Regions from separate parts of the Homo sapiens genome. Here region 2 is linked to region 1. A link is a loop called in an ENCODE intact Hi-C map of the cell type or tissue named here. Cell type or tissue: dorsolateral prefrontal cortex. All regions are shown on one strand.

What was found. Peaks named below come from ENCODE experiments on the same cell type or tissue, not always from the same donor. Only the 100,000 strongest peaks of a DNase experiment are listed, where the experiment ranks them.
Region 2: a loop joins it to region 1, with 8 times the contacts of the local background. A loop is called at or near these places in 6 of 110 quality-filtered maps.

What each region holds. Positions count from the first base shown.
Region 1 is chr5:5,380,253-5,382,752 of GRCh38, forward strand. All of the region lies in intron 2 of LOC101929200 (a long non-coding RNA gene), which reads right to left. Among named protein-coding and RNA genes, the nearest start is that of ICE1, 41 kb to the right of the region's middle. In dorsolateral prefrontal cortex, no CTCF peak of the experiment used is centred here; DNase peaks (open chromatin) are centred at 184 and 1,539.
Region 2 is chr5:5,306,007-5,308,506 of GRCh38, forward strand. ADAMTS16 (ADAM metallopeptidase with thrombospondin type 1 motif 16) reads left to right here. Exons shown (of 23, transcript NM_139056.4): 21 at 498-722. All of the region lies in intron 4 of LOC101929200 (a long non-coding RNA gene), which reads right to left. Among named protein-coding and RNA genes, the nearest start is that of ICE1, 120 kb to the right of the region's middle. In dorsolateral prefrontal cortex, no CTCF peak of the experiment used is centred here; no DNase peak of the experiment used is centred here; H3K27ac peaks cover 1,430 bases.

The sequences.
Region 1 (2,500 bases):
TAGAAGAAAAACTCATTTTATTTAAAACTTCATTTTATTAAACTCAAGGTATTTGTCTCTAGTTGATCTGATGACTCAAAGTTTTCATGTTGGCCTCCTCTGAGGGCTTTGGAAAGCCTCGCATGCCCACAGAGGATGCAGCTGATAAAACAGAGACGGCCAGAGACAGTCACTTATCCCAACATCAATGGGTGCTTTCAGTTGATTCAGATGTAATTGAAATGCCCCATTTGCATTGAGTTCGCCAGTGCAGGAAAACACAGAAAAGAAGTGTCGGCCTTGCCCCGGGTTATAAACAATGTCCGGGTTTTTCATGAATTACATCTTATGACTGTTTCTAAATTTGAGAAAATAAATTGTCTAGCCACCAATGTGTGCAGATCTCATTTCATCTTCATTCAATATCCACTCAGCAGACAAAAAACCAAATGAACAAATCACCAGACTCCATCCAGAAGAGAAGACATTCCTGCCAGGGCGTAGCCCACATAGTCCCCACCCCGTCCCCTCACAGCAGCAAAAGTGTGCTTTAAAACAGCAGATTTCTCTGGCAGCTGTGTGTTTGTAATCACCAAAAGAAATATGTCCCCCACAATAAGCTCAAAACCATCACATACGTATAGAATGATTAGGTGCAGATGTTGACTCTTGTACAAATATTTTACTATGGATTCAATTATTAAGCTTTTGCCATACTTAATCACATAAACTATGCTTGAAGAATATATATACCTCTTTTCAACGCAGCAAATGCTGGGTGATGCCCTGGATTAGAGGAGGGATAGGACCATGTGCCGCTGTATATTGGGGAAAAATTCATTTTCTTCCTAAAACGACCCCATAGTGTGATACGAGAGTGACTGGAGTCATTTTATTAAAATGTTTAGTGTGAAATAAGGCAAAATTTTTAGACACACACACACACACACACACACACACACACCATGCTAACATCCATGCCTTTAGTTATTACAATTAATTAGTAGAGTAGATTTTACTTAGAAGAACTTAGTTGACAGATTTGTTTGTGGTAGAGCATCTCCCCCTCTACGGAGCTAGAAATATCACGGTAAATGTGGCGGTTAACAACATCTCTATCTGCTGCTAAGAAAGTGTTGACACACATGTTTGGCTAATCATTTATAGCAAATAGCTATTCCCATAAAGGCTAAGATTAGTCGGAATTGGCATGCACTTCTTTCTTCTGTGAGTCTCATTTGATTATGGATGATGTTTTGTTAGAGTGTATCCATGCAACCTCATAAATGATGTAAAACCCAAGAAAAACACAGACTCTGTGCCAAAACCGAATTAAATACACATCAGAAAAATGTGAGCTTGATTCAGGTTCAGGTACGATGAAACTTGCCTTGGTCTATTGTTGTTAAAACCTTCAGGAAAACTATAAAAAGCAAGCTTGACATTAATATCAATTTAAAGTTGGCGTGGCTGCCAACAGTTATTCCACATGAAGCTCAGCTGGCTGCACCATCTCCAGCACAACATATGGTGGCAGCAATTGCAGCCTCCAAAAGCTGTGAAAAATGGCCCACGCAGACTGGGCAAGGAAAAGCCGTCTTATCTGTGTAGATGTGCTGCCACTGTCAGCATTTTTCTAATGATGAGCACAGACCCGTCTGGGAGTTAGTTGTGGAGGTAATTGTTCCTCCCACTTGCGCTCTGGGTGAGCAGTTTCAGAGTCTCTTATCGGTGCCATATTCCCTTTCTCCTTCCATCAACTGACCCCAAGAGGTCTATTCAGCATGCCACCTCTTTTCTCTGCTCTGCCACCCCCTCCTCACACAGATTCTGGGAGATCCAAGCAGAACTACCCATAGTATTACTTCTGGAGCCTCTCAAGGAATCTGGAAGTCCTCTATCTTATTTCTCTACTATCCACAGTCCCAGGAATGGGGCTTAGGAGAACAAGGGCAATACCAAAGCCCAGTCGAGCACCAGGGCCTCCAACCAGGAAAGCATCTGTTCATCTGTGACTTGAAACATCATGTATTCATATGGTATGTGCCTGCTACTGGGAAGGGTTCTACCAGGTGTTGGGGGAGAAGGGAGAGGGACAAAGACCTGGGTGTGAAATGGTTGCATAAACTTCACCTGCTTGCCTGCTCACTAGGGAATGGAATCATAGACACCAGAAAGCAAAGTCACAAAGGGAAAGCAGGTAGAGGGTGTGAAGAGTTGAAACTCTCGAGTATCAGGTGGGCTGATAACCATTTACCCTGGCAAGGAAATAACTGACATCAGGTGAGTCGGAGAGAATGCCAAGTTAGCTTCCCCCAGGGGAGGAGGCTAGGCCATTAACACTGTGAGTACACGGAACACCCAAGTTTGTGGAGGAACCCTGTTCTAAAGCTGAAACCACTACTTATCACAGGAGTGTCTCATGTCCAGAAACCTAAGACTCTGACTCCCTTCTTGAGAGTTTTTATTTGTATGAAAATATAGCGTCCCCTTCAAAATTCATACTGAAACTTAATCTCCA
Region 2 (2,500 bases), 74 kb before region 1:
TAAGGGACGTGCTCTCCACGCACGCTTCCTTTCCTCGCAGGCAGCACTCAGATGCCTAGGGAAGATTGTGAGCCCTGAGTTTCTTCTACCTGCCCCAGCTTTAGGGGCCAACATCACTGCATTTGCGTGGGTTAATCCATGGACCCGTGGTAGTTACCACATGTACTTATGTATTAAGTTTCAGTATGCTTCGATATCAGTGACAGCCCAACATTTTAATTTTCCAGTGAAACGGTAGCTTTAGAATTACTCCCTTCATGGTTTCTGACTGCCCTGCCCCTACTTATGCCCCATGATGCTGTGCCACTGACTTCAAGTTCCTCTTATTTTTAATGATAGATTCTATAATGTCTCTTAAAAATGCTAAGGTCCAATAATTTTCACTGAATGTTCACACTTATATAAATGTTCAAGCAGATATCTCTGATATTTTAACCCACAGATTTTGCAAAAAAAGAGATTTTTTTCACTGACTTCTTTTGTTCTCTTCTTTTTAGTGCTCTGTGACATGTGAAAGAGGAACACAGAAAAGATTCTTAAAATGTGCTGAAAAGTATGTTTCTGGAAAGTATCGAGAGCTGGCCTCAAAGAAGTGCTCACATTTGCCGAAGCCCAGCCTGGAGCTGGAACGTGCCTGCGCCCCGCTTCCATGCCCCAGGCACCCCCCATTTGCTGCTGCGGGACCCTCGAGGGGCAGCTGGTTTGCCTCACCCTGGTCTCAGGTAGGGGAGGCCCTCGGTTCCTGGAGAGTGGGCGAGCACAGCTTGGCCTGGGGTTGGCCGCTGGCTCCCGGGGATGCTTCTGCGAGGGTGTTTTCCCCAAAGCTGGCCAAGCTACTGCATGAGGTTTTCTTTCCAGAGCATGTGCGGGTGGCCTGGTTCCTGGGTGTGGGTGTGGCTTTCTGAGGATGGTCTCCAAGTGTTGCTGAATCTTTTAGGGCACATATGTTTTCCTCTAAATGTCACCCAATTAAGTATAAGGAAATGCAATGCCTTGGGTAAAATCTGGGCTGAATTCCCCAGAGATGAGTGTGAACAGGAAAGGAATGCGAGCCCTGGGATAAATAGGTGGTTGTTCTTTTCAGCCCACCCTCAGCCCTCACTGTTTCCTGATCGGGTCGCTAGCAGCCTCATGCCCACCATGGAGCGGGGGTTCCTTCCTCGGGGTCTTTGTTCCTGTGTTTCTCCTCGTCTGTGCCCGCGCCTCCCACCACCCCTGCGATGCTGCTGGCATTTCTGCTTTCGGGTCGGGGTGGGCCCAGACCCCTTAGGAGTTCCGAAGGCTGACACTCGGTTCTCTGCAGCACACTGCAAGCGTGTGCACTGGCTTGTGGCTGCCCGGTAGAGAGGCGCTTCATCTGGTCTCCTTTTCCCATCTCTTGGCTGGGAGAGTGAGCCTCTTTCTAATTTACACAGAGGCCCTCTGCCTGCTGCAGAGGCCCTGGCTCTGATTCTCTCCTTTTGGAGAGATGGAGGTGGAAGGAAGCAGGCGGAAGGGAATAGGAGTGACTGCGTGTGGCAACAGCCCCTACATGTGCTCTCTCACTGTCTCGCCCATCTCCATGTGGGTCCCTAACTGGGTGCCACAGTGGAATGGACAGGAATAAGTGCAGGGACAACAGCTAGCCACCGTGGAGAGCCCTGTGTGCTGGCGCTGCTCTGAGTCAATTCCTTTCTCTCTCCTATTAGCCCTCTAAGGGGGTAACCTTATCATCCCTATTTCACAGATGAGGCAACTGAGGCACAGAGTCAGCTCCCACAGCGCTAGTGAGAGGCACAAGCTCACCTGCTCGATGGGGTCCACACGTGTCATTTGGCTTTGGAGAATAGTCACTGCACTGGGGTCCTTGGGTCCTAGACATGGTCCTGCCCGGCGCCCTCTGCTCTATATCCCCACTTCTAGGAGGCAGACAGAGGTTGCATTTCCTGGGCGAGGGCAGCAGAACAAAGACCCGGTCGAAGCCTATTGTCATGGGGGCTGAATGCTGGTTGCTAAAAAGCAAATGACAATGACCTCATGCATGTGCTTCTGCTTCCCACCTCATCAAAACACCTCCGCCTCCGGCCAGGGTTGCATGACCATAACAGGTGGCACACCCAAGGTGAAGTCTTACGTTGATCGTGCCACCAAGACACCCGTCACCAAAGCCTTTCCCGCATCCTCCGTGGTTTCCAGCATCTGATTCCAGAGGCCATTGGGCTGTGGCCTGTGCTCTGTCATTCAGAAAAACTTTCACAGGTCTTTGCCTGTCTCCAAAGACATTTCCCAAGTGATCAGCGTGGTGTCTGGTGCCATAGGAATAACCCTATCCACAGTGTACGTACAGCCTTCCCTCTCTGCCCACCTCTTGCCACTGTCCACAGAGAAGTCCGTGCTTGGCCTCTCACAAGAGTCCTCTTCCCAGTTTGCCCACTCATCCACCTCTTCAGGCCAACCTGTTCTGGGTCCCCCTGCACTGTACCAGGTGTTGCTGTGAGCTATCAGCATAACAAGCCCATCC